Regions from separate parts of the Homo sapiens genome. Here region 2 is linked to region 1. Evidence: chromatin loops called from intact Hi-C (ENCODE). Cell type or tissue: mesothelial cell of epicardium. All regions are shown on one strand. Each heading gives the region's core, and the rest is flanking DNA. Links, peaks and the distances in the headings are about the cores only.

Region 1 (8,344 bases), core at 293-8,292:
TTGTTCAACAGGAATTAGAATGAGAGTTAAAATGTATTTGTATCTCCTCTCTATGCCTTCATCAATACACAGCTAAGAAAATTTTAATAATTTCATGTAAGATGTTTGTAGACTATTCTATTTATGTTATAGTTATTTTAACAGCAGACTTCCATGCAAAATGTGGTCATATATATGTATATATGACCTCATTCCTTAGTTTTAGTTTTCAACCTCAAGAATCAAATTTGCTTCAACATAATACACATACAGAATTCTATAAATCACCAAAACCTAATACCTCAACCTCATATAATGTATCGACTTTAGCTCTTTGGATTCTATCAAGCTTCTTACAAAAAATCTCAGCTGAGGAAGTTGGTATTTGAATTGTTTCAACTTATGCTTATTTATTGTGGTAATTATAAATATTTTTAATTTTCTTATTCATTCTACAAATATTATTATTATTATTTGAGATGGAGTTTTGCTCTGTCGCCCAGGCAGGAGTGCAGTGGCACGATCTCGGCTCACTGCAACCTCCACCTCTCAGGTTCAAGCGATTCTCCTGCCTCAGCCTCCCAAGTAGCTTAGATTACGGGTGCGTGCCACCACACCTGGCTGACTTTTGTATTTTTAGTAGAGATGGGGTTTTACCATGTTGGCTAGACTAGTCTCAAACTCCTGACCTCAAGTGATCCACCCGCCTTGGCCTCCCAAAGTGCTGGGATTACAGGCATGAGCCACCGCGCCCAGCCCTAAAAATAATATTTTAACATCTAGTTTTTTTCCAAGTGAGAATCTAGAAAGCCACAACAATTTGCTAAGGAATTTGGTATTTATTCTGATTGCATGGGAGACTACCAAAAAAATTTAATTTCGGAAGAAATACTAATTTCTCAGATTAGATAGATCTTTCCTTAGATATGTAAGAGTGAGGAAGAAATGAGGTTGGGAGATGTTAACAAGGCTGAAAACAGATCAAATAGGAAATCATGGCTAAAATTCAGGCAGGATTTTATATAGGCCTGAATGAAGACAGAGGCACAGGAAATAGAAGTAAATGATTAAAATAAGTTAAAATAGTGGACACAGGAATTGAAAGAAAGGGAAGAATCTAAGACAAATCCTGGGCCTCTAATTTGAGTTGTTCTACGTACAATAAAGTTACATAGAAAGGAGTGTGGGAAAATGAGGTTGAACATCGCTCGTGTAGTGTATGAAAAGAAAATTCCAATTCAATTATGTCTACATACAAAAAAAAAAAGTAGAGAAAGAAATAGAAACCCTGGGAAAATGGATATTCAGAAGTGACTAATCCCACCTTTAGAGTATTGACAGTGAAGAGCCATCACTGATGTTATTCTAAAGATTAACTTATAAAGTATATAAATACTTTTGGATACTGAATTAATGAATAAATAAGAAAGCAGCTTCACATTCCTAAGGTTTTCAAAGTGGCACATAGACATAGATATTGAGAAACTAAACTTAGTTCAGTGTTCTCGTTATTCTGACAAACATGAAGATTGATTTATGCAATTGTCCAATTAATTAATCATTGAAAAGACTTTTATTGACCACCTCCGATGTACTGGCACTGTGTCAGAAAGATTTAATTTGGAAAAATTTGGTTAAAGCCCACAGAGGTTACTGTTTCATTCGGAGAATTATAACCCCTAAAACCATGTATACTAACTAATATTCTTCATAAAAAGTATAGGCTGGGCGCGGTGGCTCACGCCTGTAATCCCAGCACTTTGGGAGGCCTAGGTGGCTGGATCACGAGGTCAGGAGATTAAGACCATCCTGGCTAACACGTTGAAACCCTGTCTGTACTAAAAATACAAAAAATTAGCTGAACGTGGTGGCATGTGCCAGTAATCCCAGCTACTTGGGAGGCTGAGGCAGGAGAATCGCTTGAACCCAGGAGGTGGGAGTTGCAGTGAGCTGAGATCACACCTCTGCACTCCAGCATGGGTGACAGAGCGAGACTCCGTCTCGAAAAAAAAAACAAAAAACCTATAATTTTATATTTAATGGAAATCAAATTCAAGTTTGGAAAGAGAAACAAAAGCATTTTGCAGATGTGAAGAAATGATAGATGACATTATTTATCTTCTGTGAATTAATATGTTGAAATGCCAGTAGTAAACATCGAATACATTGGTTAATAGCAAGGAATCTACAGCCAGCTGCCCTACCCACATCTCAGCTCAACTGCTTTCTGTGCCTAGTTTCTCATCTGTTAAATGAGGATGACATCTACCTAAAGGCTTTTATGAGGACCAAATTGCAGATCACTTAGAAGGGTGTCTGGTAAAGATAAGTGCTATAACAGGTAAAAAAAAAAAAAAATGCATACTTGACAGTCTCTGGAGGCACTGTAAATATTCTAATGAATCCTGTGTGAATTTTAGCCGCTATTACCCTGCACACCTGCACTTGGAAGTCTTCCTAATACCACATCCCTTGGTTCTCACTTACCACTTTTGATGTTACGTTATTCTTACTTGAAAGCACATAAGCATGGCTCTTTCAGGACAATGGCTGAGCTTTTAACTGTGGCTCTTGGTCTCTCAGTTTAAAATTACTTTGGGACTGTGATTCCTTGAAATCAAATACAATTAGGTCTTATTCTCCTTCAAAATTTTATGGATATTATTCATTATTCTTGTTTCCCAAAGTCAACAACATAAGTCCCACAGGACTTAGCCCAGTAAGAAATCATTAGAAACTGTCCCAATAAGACACCAAAGAACCAGCATTCCCAAAACAACACACACAGGGTGAGCCTTTCAAAACATAAATCTCAACACTGCACAGAATCCAAAAGTGTCTTAAGTTCAGGACTTAGTGTTTTGTTTTGTGTTGCAGTGATTAGATGAATATATGTTCAATATAGTTAATTTAATATTTCAACCAGAGTTTTGTATTTCATTTGTATCTAGATTCCAGGAATAATTTGAAAGACAAGAACAAAATGTCTCAGAAGACGAAGTACTTCTCAATAGAAAAACAATTTACACTTAAGAACTTAGCAAAAAGTTACCATAACTCAGTACATTGCAAAACAAAAAGAACATTCTCTCATTCTCCTTGTTTCCTCACTTCACCTGTAATTGTTTGTGGTCCCCAGAGTTTTGTGTTGAGCTCTCCTTTCTTTCCCCTACTTTTATACTTTTTTCCTGAGCTATTTCTTCCATTTCTATTGTTTCAATCAATAAAACATAGCTAAGCTAATGTTCCCAGGTCCATATCTCTGGCTCTGGCTTCTCTCCTAGGCTCCGGAGCCACATACTAGTCACCAAAGTTCCATTAAAATCTTAAACCTACGAAGGCCAAAGCTAAACTTTTTTTCTCTCTGCCTCCTTCCTCCCATCTGTTTCCACTATCATATTATATTTTCTGTCTTACTGAAATACATGATATTTCAATTCATCAATGAAAGTAGAGACGTGATGATTGTCTTTTACCCTTACTTCCAATCAGTCACCAAATTCATTGTTCCAGTCCAACTTTCAGATCTGCAAGCATTAAACTGTTCATTCTCTTGCCACCAGAGCAGGGTCCATCCCTATTCCCCTGCCCAAAGCACATCTTTCTCTACCCTGTCACCAGGGCAATATTTCTAAGTTATAAATAGTCTCATTTTTCCTCTGGTAAAAATTTCTCAAAGCAATTTTACTTTACATTTAGCAAATAAGTCCCAGCTCCTAGGCATAGAGTTCACAACTTCCACAAACTGACCTCTGCCTATTTCTCCAGTCTTCTCTCTCATTATATGCTATGACAATTTTAACACAGGGATACGATAAATTCATTGATCATCCTTCCATTGAGAAGTGAGATCTTTGTGCTATCCACCCATCTCTTAGAGTCTGAGTGGGCTTGAAGCTGCTTTAACCACTAGAGCTACCATGTGAGAAGTATGATACCACTAAGGCTGCCATGCTGGAGTGGCCGTGTGAATTTCAGTTAAGCTGCTAGACCTGTGAGTGAAGAAGTCATCTTGGAAGTGGATTCTTTAACCACAGATATTCTGTCTCTCACCAGTTTGTGACATCCCCGCCATTCCATCCTTCTCCATTGCCTGCCCTGGACATAGTGGAACAAGGACAAGCCATTCTCTTTATGCCTCGTCTGATTCTTTGGCTTACAAAATCCATGAGCATCGTAAAATGGTTACTGTTTTGTGCCATTAGATTGTGGGATGCTTTTGTAAAGCAGCAATAGATACCCAGAACCCATTTCTACTTTAACTTTCTCCTCAGCCAAATAACTCATTTCCTGAATGTGAAATGGCATTTCCTTCGTCAGTCCCTTCATATGTGCCCTTCCCTCTAACTTTGATCACTGAGCAACTTGTGCTTTGTTGAATTAATTAACATGTCTATTAAGCCATCTGCTTAAATATTTAGGTACTCTATAAGATTGTGGGTGATTTGAAGAGGAACATCACTTTATCTTAGCCACATATCTGATGTATCTCTTGGCTCATGGTGAGGGCCAATTTATTTGTGGAAAGGTCACATATGAACTTTCAAATCACCAGTGGAAAAGAACACACGGCTCTAATGTAACATATAAAGGATCAATAGCAACAAATCATCTTTCATTAAGCCATATGTTATGCATTGACTCTGCCCAAGTAGACAGTGGCTGGTTCATCAAAACATAAAAATCAAGTAGAAAACAGTAATTTTTAAATAGATGTATTTGATATAAAAGTAGTTGAATAAACTATATTTATCAAAGCAAAACAGAATGTAAAGACAATCTTTGACATTACATCAGTTTTTATAACTCTTCATCTATATTAAGAAATTTTATAGAAAATCATTTTAGAATCATCCTTGTTTCTGGCCCTATCTATTTACCCTCAGTCTTGGAGTCACATAAACATATCACAAGAGAAGAAATCCCTATTCAGAATCCGTATATAGTGAGACATGTAGTACTCTTGATTCCCAAAGAAAGAAAAAAGCATGCCTAATTATGATATCACATTTGTTTCTTCTAAAAGCACCATTCACAAGGAAACAAAGAGGAATATAAAGAAACAAAACTCAGAGTATAAAATAAGGCATTTCTTGGGTTTGAGTTTTAGTAGGCAATTTTTACCTCCCAATTTTTTCTTCTATAATACAGTATTATGTTAAAAAGACAGAAATTATTTCCTTTCAAATTCACTGAAAATGGCTTGAGAAAAAAAATCGGGAATAAAGTACCCAAGATATACTATAATTAAATATATTTTTTAAAGTTTAATGCTAAGGAATTTTAGACAAAAGAACAAACTTTAAAGACAGTTAAATACATTCACTAAGGGTTTTTAAGACTGAGATAGATGGAAATAAATTTCTTTATGTGTCCTATGATTGCTTGGGATAGAAATGAAACCATATATTCAGAATTAAGATTTAAAGAGCTCCTTAAACCAAATTCTTTCTTTAGTATAAAGACTTCTGCAGGATCCTTGTGAACTGCTATAAAATGATAACTAACATGCTATTAGCACTAAGAAAGAGAGAGATATTTAGCCACTTCTGCAAATATATCTTTAGTACCTCAAAACTATATGTGGTCCTTAAAAAATATTAAAGGCATTTTGCAAAAAGTGTCCTCACTGCAGAGTATATCATAAAATACGTTCTCCTTTTGCTAAGAGTTCACTGAAAACAGTTATTGCCTAATCCATAAATAAGTCAGAAACAGCTTTTATCCACATGTGTTTCTTTTTAGTAACCGGGTGGCTGAAATATCATCTGAATTGCATTTGGGACAGGTTACTGTGATAACTTATCCTTTTAGTGAAATACGGTATGAAAATATGTTATAACCTCTGTCTTATCTTAAATTTCCACAGGCAGTTAATAAGGCCACCTGCATGGTCTGCTTTTGTGGGATCTCAAAACAGTAACTAAAGAGGGAGAGGCCTGTGTAAGATATTACAGCATCAAAGTCTCTTGCTCTTTTAGGAATGTCAAACTTCAAGATAAAGGAGAATTCAGGAAATGAGGCTCATATTTCTTTTACAATATCACCATAAATTAGATTTTCCACAATGCTGTTACTTACACATAGCTCAAAGTACTACGCTACAATGCTGTTCTGTGGATGTTTCCCATTTTCAATTTTTAGTTTGGAGTAAAATTACATCTCAATACATTCAGAGCTTCATTCCAAAAGTTCATTTGAATGCAACCACCTTAAAAAAATTGGAACTTGAATACTGGTAGAAAAAGTTATTTTGTCAAACTAAAAATTTAAACCAACTTAGGCAAAGACCACACAGATCAGTGAAAAATCAGATTATTTAATACTTCTAAATACTTAAAAAGCATTGTAGTCATCATAAAATATGTTAAATTATTTCTTAATACATATATTCAGGAAAATAACTTTTATTACATTTAAAAGATGAATATCTATAAAGTATGTGAAGATTTGTGAGAAAATCTAGTCTATCAAGTCCTTATAATTGGGCTGCTCTCCATTTAATGCAAAGAAAATATAATCATCAATACAATCATAATCAAACCAGCCCAATTGTCCCATAGAACTGACGTTTATGGTTTCTTTTGAATAAACATAGAAATTGACCCCTCCAGTCTTAAAACTTGAGAAACTTACGGTTGTCTTATCTGGGTTTTTTTCTTGGGAAACCAACCATCAGGCAACCCAAATAGTGTCAAGGAACTGAAACTTATCAGATAATTATATCTGGACAATAAGACGCCAAGCCCCTCATCTGTCATGATTGCTTAACTGACCACCTGCTTCCTGTTGACCAATTCCTCTTCCTTATCCCTCCCTCATTCCTGTTTTCCCACACATAGTTACATTTCTTCCTTGCCATATAAACCCCTAATTTTAGTTGGATTTGAGACTGGTATCCCTTCTCCTCAGCTGCAGCACCCAGTTAAAGCCTTTTTCTCTGGCAATACTCGTTCTCTCAGTAAGTGGCTTTCTGTGTAGCACACAGCAGGACCTAGACCAAATCTCTGGCATTTCAGTAACAATATTAGTAAGCAGTGACTGGGGTCACAAAACATCTCTGATGGGTGAGCGTTGTTCTAGAGCCTGCCACACAGCAGAAAGAGAAGGCTTTTTTTTTTTTTTCTTTTTTTTTTTTCGTTTCACATCTTATGAGACTGAGAGATCAGTCAGAAAGAGGGAGGCACTTGGGGTGGTCAGAAGTAGAAGCATAGAAAAGGGCACATAAAGAGGTGTATGTTGAAAGTGTGCCCTTGACTAATGGTTAAAGTCTCATAAGCAAGATAAGTTACTGAAACATGCAAATCCCCTAAATCTAATTCCATGCTCACCAAGTTATCTCCTGATTTTCCATGTAGACTTGGCTACAGAAAAATAATCTAATGATCATTCTGACATAATCATTATAGCTTTTTTATTTTTAGTGTATTTTTTTCTATATATATATTTCAGAGGAGGAATCTCTGTGACCAGGCTGGAATGTAGTGGTGCAATTATGGCTCACTGCAGCCTTGACGTCTTAGTTTCAAGCCATCCTCCCACCTCAACCTCCCAAGTAACCAGGACAGCAGGCACACACCACCACTTCTGGCTAACTTTTTTTTTTTTTTTTTGTATTGTATTTTTTGTAGAGAGTAGGTCTCACAGTGTTGACCAGGCTGGTCTGGAACTCCTGACCTCAGGTGATCTCCTGCCTTGGCCTCTCAAAGTTCTGGGATTACAGGCATGAGCTATCATGCCCAGACAATTATGATTTTTGAGACAGTTGCAGTTTTTATTATGTCAGTAATTTTTCAAATTTGAAATTTGAAAAATTATAAGTAATTTGAAAAATTACTGACTTATAATGGAAAAAAGGTCCATAATTATTAATATGTTTTCTAGTGAAAACTAACCTCAACATTTTGAGGCTGAAGCTCTGAATGTATTGAGATGTAATTTTACTCCATATTGAAAATTGTAATGAATACAGTCAATCGTTATTTTGTTTTATATCTTATTAGACTGAGAGATCAATCAGAAAGACAGGGGCATTTGGGATGGTCAGAAGTAGAAGCATAGAAAAGGGATTATGAAAAGTTAATAGTTACTGACTTTATTAATTATAATTTTAAAAATTTATTCAAAATTATAAATATTGACTTTATTAATCTGCTTTTTTATAAAGACTAACCTCAAAAAATTGAGATGAGGTTAGTTTTTAGTAGAAAACAGATGAATAAATTCAATAGCTATTGACTTTAATAAGTTTTGAAAATTTTTGAAAATTTTTAATAAATGTTAACTTTTTGATGTTAGTCTTTAGTAGAAAAGATTAATAAATAATTTCATATAGTATAAAATGGCAAATGAAATAATTACATAT
Region 2 (8,344 bases), core at 114-8,113, 260 kb after region 1:
TGCCTAAGTTGTCTCATACATAAAATGAGGTAATGATAGTAATTACCTCACAGACTCGTTGATTTAATAAGTGTAAAATTTTTAGAACAGAATTTTTAGAACCTGGGCCCTGTCATATCACACTTCTAAACTCTACTGAACAATGTGCAGCTCCATGCCTCTTGGCCATTGCCCATGTTATTCTGTCTCCCTGGAATACGCTTCCTTAAATCTGTCTGCCTGTTTTTCACTTACGTTTCATTTCAACATTAAAATATTTATACCCTTGACTTGGTAATATTCTAAATGATACAAAAAGGGGTCAATGATTCATGCAATTAAAAAAAAAAATTGTTCCTCTTAAGAGCTGAAATAAGAAGCAACCTTTTCCCTTTTTCCTGTTTACTTTTCTCCCATGCCTATGGTTGCTGTCTACAAAGCTTCCACAGATAAAGCTCCAGCCCACAACAAACTATCAGGCCTTGACTACACTCGTAAACTTCTCACTGGAACCTCCATGTTTATGACCCAAAAACCTCTCAAATACAATGCTTCCAAAATTGAACTCAGTCCTCCCACTATAACAGCTTTCTCTCAGCCTACACCAGTCCTAGTAAATGGAATCATGGCATCACCAACCTTTCAGTGGCTCCTACCATCCTGACCATCTCTATCGACAAATCTGTGGATATTCCTCAATATGGTCCCCACCTCCTCATGTCTCCTTCTGCTATCTTCATTCATGATGAGTGCTGTAGCCAGAGGGATCATTTTGAATAGAAGCATATTGTGTTTCTCCTTCGATTAAAACTGTTCTATAGCTTTCCTTGTTTTTAACATGAAATCCCATATTATTACCTTGGCATACGAAGTCTTACATGAAATGGCTTTTCTCACCTCTCCGTCTTCATCCCAAGCCATTTTTCTTATCACCAAACCCCTGCCAGTTTGTCCCACTTCACAATCATCCACTGTGCCAAGCAGCTTCCTGACTTGGGGTCTTTACTAGTGCTCTTTTTGTTGTTATTGTTGTTTTACTCAAGTCCTTTTTGTTGCTATTGTTGTTTTTTGTTGTTTTGCCTCAAACACTCTTTCCCTAGCTTCTAAAGTGGATAAATATCTCCACCCTCCAGACCCAGCAAACATGTCACTTTATTAGGAAACCATGCCTGACTCTCCATTGAAGAAATATTCTTTCCATTTTTTTTCATTCTTTCCATTTTTATGGTACCCTGTCTCCACTGTCATGCCCACATCAGAATTTTAATAAATTCATACTCTGACTAATCCCTTACTTTCTTTCCTCCTCTCTTTCCCATTAGTTCCCCTAAAGGCAGAAACTTTGTCTTATAAATGACTAAAATCCCATTTATTTGCAGGGCACCTGTCACACAACTGATATACAATAAATATTTTTAAATAAGTTAAGTGGCCAATGTTAGGTGAATGGGTAGGAAAATGATGGTAAATTCTTTCCTTGTAGTGTTCTGTGGCTGTGAAAAAGATATTCACTGAAAAGCACTAACACGAGAAAATCCAAACCACAAGTGTAAGTGAAAAATGCTAAACAAATTACACACATAGTATTTCAACTCTGGAAAAATGCACAGAAGGTAGATGTGGAAGGCAGAAAAATAATCCCCTCTCCAAAGATTTCCACATTCTAATCCTTGAAACCTGTGAATATATGAGATGGAAAGGGAAAATTAAGATTGCTAATCGGTTGACCTCAAAGTAAGGAGTTTGTCCTGGATTATCCGGTTAGGCCCAATGTAATTAAAAGTGTTCTTTCGGTGTGGAGAATGAGGCAGAAGGGTCAGATTCAGAGTGATGCAGCATGAAAAAAATTCAGTCAGCCATTGAAGGCTTTGAAGATAGAAGGGAAACACAGCCAAGAGACAGGGCAGCCTTTAGGGCTAGAAACAGCAATGAAATGGATTCGCCCACAGATCTTCCAGAAGGAATGCAGCCCTGTAGAGACCTAAATTTAACCCAGTGAGGCCCATTTTGGACTTCTGAATTCCAGAACAGTAAGATAAACATTTTTGTGGTCGCCAGCCATCAAGTTTGTGATATTTTGTTATAGCAACAACAGGAAACTAATACAATAGTTTACATGAGTATAGAAGAGTTCACTTTTTTTTTTTCCTTTCCAAATTTTGAATGGTTTGCGAGCAAGCTCTCTACAACTACCACTTTCTCTGATTTCCACCCTATTTTACCAGTATAGTTTGCAGCATTGGGCTTAAGACTGCCACATTTTTACTGAGCACATGAAATTAAAAGAAAAAAAAATCTGGGGAAACTATCTAACTTGCAAAGGCATGTTAAATGAAAATGTACACAGCAAATGTCCAGAAAAATATCCAGAGAAATTTTATACTTTTTCCTGCTGAAATGATAAATGAACACATTTTCGTCAGTTATATGAATATTACAAAAGAACTTTTAAAAATGTCTACATAGTTTGATGGCTTTTAGCACTGAGATACAGAAATAGCTCCCAGGATAATATTATTACCCTTTTACTATTTTATCCTCTTCTTATCCTTTTATAGTAGTCATAAAAATAAGCAGTGAAATTTGGAATCTGGGAAGCATGTTGTATTTCCCAAATGGAAAAGAAAAGGGAAATCCTCAATGGAAAAAAGTTTAATACCAGTATCGCCTAGATGCTTAAATTATCTTGAAATAAACTATGTGAAGAAAATACACACAGACACCTGGTGATATTTTTTACTTAGGAAAGCTTAAAGACAATAAACCTTTTAAGGTTAGTGAATTTACTGACAAGATTATAAAATGTACTCACTCTAGAATTATGCATTCCACAATAGCATTCTCAGTTCTACCATATTTTAAAGGGAGTGTAAATTCACTTTTGAAAGATTTGACATCTGAATTAGCACAGAACATAAACTTTCTTTATGAAGTTGACTTTAACAGAAATTGCAAAGCTTAATTTATACAGTATCTTCAATTACATGAATATTATGTTCTCAAATATTTCATATAATGCTATTTCTAAAGACTTCTCTATTTCCTGCTTTTTTTGCCCATGGTCAGCTCCTTGAAATTTCATAGATAGGATATTGATACCATATGAAAACCTATTACTGAATGGAGGAAATGATCTAGAGAGGACACCACCAAGAGCAAATGGAAAAATACTAGTACAAAGCATTCAAACAGGCTGGTTTTATTTCCCTGTAGCACCTTCTGGTGGCAAACACAGTATATTGCTGAATACTCTAGCACTGAAAGGAAGGATATCGCAAATATTATTGAGCACTTGAGATATTATTTAATAAACTGAATCCCCCCAAAGTGGCCTAAATATGTTTTTTAATTTTTTTGTTCCTCCAGTTATATATTCATAATATGAGCATATCAGGCAAGATAATTTGTAAGTTTCCTTCTAGAATTGAACATCTTTGAGTTAATTTATTTGCAGGCATTGAATGAAAGTTTTTTAACATTTCTATTCTCAGAAAAAAATACAGAAAAAGCATAATCAACTGATAGGTCTGTAAACAAATACATAAGTGCCCACATATATGGTCACAGCCAAAATTTTATATGAAAAATGCAATTTTTATAGAAATTTGTAATAGAGAATGTGGTATTATTTAGTATTAGTAATATCTAACATGTCTTGATACTTTACATGTGCATCTAGAATATGTTATATACTTTATCTCATTTATTTACACAGTAAACTAATGAGATAAGAGTTATCCCCATTTAATGGATGTAGAAAAGTAATAATTTATTTGGCATTTAAAATTAATGAATAGAAAAATACAAAAACTCAAATGTACTTTCATATTTTCAAGAACAAACGAATGAACACGCATATTCATCACTTTAAATCTCATATGTATGAAGCAATTCAACATGAAAAAGGCTTTTCACTATCCTGCAAGGACTTACTGTTTAAGTTGCAGAAGGTTGAAATAGAACAATTCTAATTAATGGGACCTATTATAATAGAGATATATGTAAAAAAAAAAAAAAAAAAAAAAAGTCAAGATTGCCAAGAAGAAACTCCTCGAAATCTGTGTGGAGACTCAGAAAGGGCATCAACTAACTATGGATCAGGATCTTCCAATTGACCCTCCTTTATTTTCATGACCAGTAAGCAAACAAGGTTGGCTCTGCACCCAGATTTCTGGCAGGGAGAAGGTGTGTGAACCAGAAGATTCAAGCCTTTCACAGCATGTCATAACTTGAAATGTATTTGTATCTGGGCAGAGATCCTATTTATTTTGTTTATCATTGGCTTCTTAATAGCCAGCAGAGTGCTGTTCACATAGCTTGACTAGTATCTGCTCAGTGGCTCCATGTAGTCTAAGCAGCATGCCAACCTCTTTAAGGAGGCTCATCATAATCCCTCCATAAATCAAATTTAAAAAAAAAAACTTTTCAATAACATTATTGTAAGAATTAATTATTATAGTTTTGCAAAACTGAAAAGTTGTTAAGGCATACAGAGATCTTCTCCTTGGTTTACTTTATTCGCAGTCACTTCTGTAAAATGTAGGGCTTAGTAAAGGAAAGAGGACTGAGGAAATGTTTGGTATATCACACCATCTCCCAGTACCATTGTCACTTCTACATGGAGAGAGCATGTGCTCTCTTTCTCTATGTCTCTGTCTCTCTGAATAGAGACACTATAAACATATTTTACAGAAAATTAATAACATAGTAGAAAAACATTTAGTAAAAACCCAAAAGGCAAAAAAAACTTGCAAAAATTACTATAGCTGATAACACAAAAGCTACAATCATGCCCCTCAAAAAATCATATTCAGAATGATAATCTGTAAACATTCACCTGAGCCTAACTTTACTGAGGTTTGTGCCAAGTATGTATGCATGAAGAAAAAGAAAAATCATTTCTAAAATTGGAGAGCTGAACTTCATGAGTGAGATTTTGGCTAGAAAACTGCTATCCTCATAAACACTGCATGATATCCAAGTAACAAGACAAAATTTCTATCAATAATGCCATAATATAAACATTTGGATTAATTCAAGAATAGTTCAGTTCATGCTTTTATTCCAATCATTTCCCTATATAAACAAAGCATGGAAACAGCCTGGACACTCTTCAAAAGACTCCAAAGAACTTAACAACCCATATAATAACATGATTTAACAAAATTTCTCCCAGACTGTAGAAGAATATTTTTTATTTTTTTCTATCACTGCAATTTACATGCAATCTGAATACTGCCCATTTTGTAAAATTACCACAACTAGGCCCATAATAATCAAAAGTTATTGCTAAACAGCTATACCAGCATAATGCTTTGTAAAAGCAAAGGCTTAAGTATCAAAAAGCTGAAAACTACCACACACAATATCAACAAGATTTTTATAGTACCTGTTGCTTTAACGTATAAATACACAGCATGTAGTTTTCCTGAAAGAGTATGAGTATATTAATTATAGAAAACCCTGAATTCATCTTTTCCTGAAAAAAGGATGATTATAATCCCTATCAAATAAAGTATGTTAGTCACAGCCCAGTACACAGTGTAGAAAATACTACCAAACACGATTGAATTCATTTTTATACCTTTCCTTCTACATAGAATTCCCATTCTAACAACCCAACAAGAGGATAAAGAAAAATATGCATCAAGTAAAAGGGTTGTTTGTGGGCTTCGTTGCTTTTTTCAGTTTAAACATTTGTTCAGCAGAAAATTGAGTTGGGGTTTTCAGTTCCATTGAAACACATGGAGCACACAGTTTATGACAGTTGGCTCAGTGTAAAATGACAATTCTTCTAGGTGTGCTATTTTTGAATTTCCTTCTGACAAAAACTATGAGTAGTATTGTGTGTTCCAGGTCTGGTTAGGGTTGGCTGTCCTGAATCAGAAAAGCCTATAAAGAGGCTTCTTGATTCAATTCATAGACTTTGGGATTTCAAATAATGACACATGTATTTTACCTCCCACAAATTACGTAAGGGCCACGAACTGCTCTAAATTCCTTGGGAAAATGTGCCATGTAAATTGCTACATTCCCATAGAGTACTTTCCAAAAATGGCTGTTTAGAAGCTTATATGACTCTCAGCATTACAGACCTTGAATTATTGTCTTAGTTATCTCAACATAAAAAATAAATTATGAAAATCACTAGTTTATAAGATAAATAACTGAGGCTATTCTTTTCACCTTTGATTATATTTCATGTTTTTATACCCATGTTCCTACCAAATATCTAGAACTAATTTAAGTGTAAAACATTTATATAAGTAATTGAATTTTCAGGTTCTCAGCATATCTTAAATGGCTATAAACACATTCAGATATATGAGAGAAGTAAGCCAAATACAAAGAAGAGCTAAAACAAAAAGGTTAATTACCCAGATTTTTCAATACGCTTTTTTTTTGCTGTGCTCATTATACTTAGGAAAAAGTAGTAACCAGTCAAAATGAACCAGCTGTACGAATTAGGTTGGTAAAAAACAACATCTACATCTTTTGGATCTGTCCTGTAGTTATTATATATAATAAATAACCTTAATTTGTTGTTTTACAGATTTACAATGCACTTACAAAGGTCCAGATGAATATTCGACAATATCCACACTTCATAAATGAAAGAATAGAGTTTCGGAGCTGTGAAATGAATAGTCCTAGCTTCTCAGCTTACCGTGGGTCCACTGGGTCCAGATATGGACTGTGGTCCTCTCACTCAATAGCACATGCTCCTCCGATTACCAGAAACAAAAATAAGCAAACAAATAAAAAACACAAACCATTCTAGAGCAGACTCAGACCACACTGCTGAGCTTATATCTATGGCCCTGAAGAATAAAAACTGATGTGCAGAATATCTCTGTTAATTAACATTTTAAGAATCATAGGCAGAAGTGATATTATCAACATGACAGAAGAGAAAGTCCCAGACCCTCCTTCCCTCCATGGACAATAGTACATGGACACACTCCCTTTGTGAGAAATCCAGAAACCAGTTAAGAGGCTCCTACACCTCAGTGAGCATGAAACCACTGCATCAAAGCTGGCAGAAAAACGTGTTGTACTCCCTGGCCATAGTTGCTTACTGGCTCCACATGGAACAAGTGGGAAAAACTCTCAGCTTCTTCCTAGAGAGGGAAAGAATTGGAGTTTGCATCTAACATTCTGGTTTTTGAGGATGCTGCCCAAGGGTCTGGTTATTCTATTTTGGAGTGCTGATGGGACTGGCATACTCTAGAAGCCAGGGAGTTGCTGAAAAGAATGGAGAGCTGAGCAGCATATGGCAGCTGCAGAGAACCTGTAGTACTTCAAACAGACACAAGAGGAAGAAAGAGAGTACAGTTTCCTGCAAAAAGAAGCCAGTAAATCCTTCTAATTGGAAATTTATGTGCACACTTCCTGAGAAGACACCCACAGAAAAACGCTTGAGTGGCCCCCAGAATCACTAGCCAGCTGATGGGTAAAGGCCTTCCTCTGTGAACAGCCTGGGAAAAGTGACTGTTTTTTCAAATGTGTAGATCGTAATAGAAAGTTACAAGGCACATAAAGAAACAGGAAAACATAACTCAACCAAAGAAAAAAAATTGATAAACCATTAGCCAGGTTAAAGAGAGAGAGAGAGAGAGAGAGAGAAACTCAAGTAAAGTAAGAAACTGATGCCAGAAATACAAAAGATAACAAGAGGCTCTTATGAACAACTATGTGCCAATAAGTTGGATAACCTAGGAGAAATGGATGAACTCATAAAAACACACAACCTATGAATACTGAACAAGAAAGAAATAGAAAATCCAAACATCTGTAACTAGTTAAGACATTGAATCAGTAATAAAAGAAAATAAATTAAAAAATCTCAGCAAAGAAAAGCCGAGAACAAGATGGCTTCACTGAAGAATTCTACCAAACATTAAATAAAATGAAAATTCTTCCCAAATTCTTTCAAAAACTTTAAAAGGAGGAAACACTTCCAAACTCATTTTAGGAAGCCAGTATTACCCTGATACCAAGGCTAGACAAAGACATTACAAGAAAAGAATACTACAGGTCATTATCACTGAATAATATCAATCCAAAAATCCTCAACAAAATGCTAGCAAACTGAATTTAACAACATATTAAAAGGATCATACACCATGGCCAAGGGAAATTTATCTCTGGGATACAAGGTGGGTTGAACATATGTAACTCAATCAATGTTATTTAACAGAACAAAAAATAAGTCATATGATTATGTCAACAGGGGCAGAAAAATCATTTGACAAAATTCAACACCCTTTCATAAAAACACTCAGTGTACTAGGTGTATAAGATAATTACCTCAAAATAATAAACAGCAATATAAAAACCCACAGCTAAAATCATACTCAACTGT

Evidence for each region. Peaks named below come from ENCODE experiments on the same cell type or tissue, not always from the same donor. Only the 100,000 strongest peaks of a DNase experiment are listed, where the experiment ranks them.
Region 2: it touches region 1 in a loop (35-fold over the local background); 2 of 110 quality-filtered maps call a loop at or near these places.

The regions. Positions count from the first base shown.
Region 1 is chr12:77,978,473-77,986,816 of GRCh38, reverse strand. All of the region lies in intron 5 of NAV3 (neuron navigator 3), which reads right to left. Among named protein-coding and RNA genes, the nearest start is that of NAV3, 150 kb to the right of the region's middle. RefSeq lists an enhancer at 4,079-4,640. In mesothelial cell of epicardium, for the core only: no CTCF peak of the experiment used is centred there; no DNase peak of the experiment used is centred there.
Region 2 is chr12:77,719,417-77,727,760 of GRCh38, reverse strand. It overlaps a transcript of NAV3 not described here. Among named protein-coding and RNA genes, the nearest start is that of NAV3, 110 kb to the left of the region's middle. In mesothelial cell of epicardium, for the core only: CTCF peaks have their summits at 3,161 (motif pointing left) and 7,290; no DNase peak of the experiment used is centred there.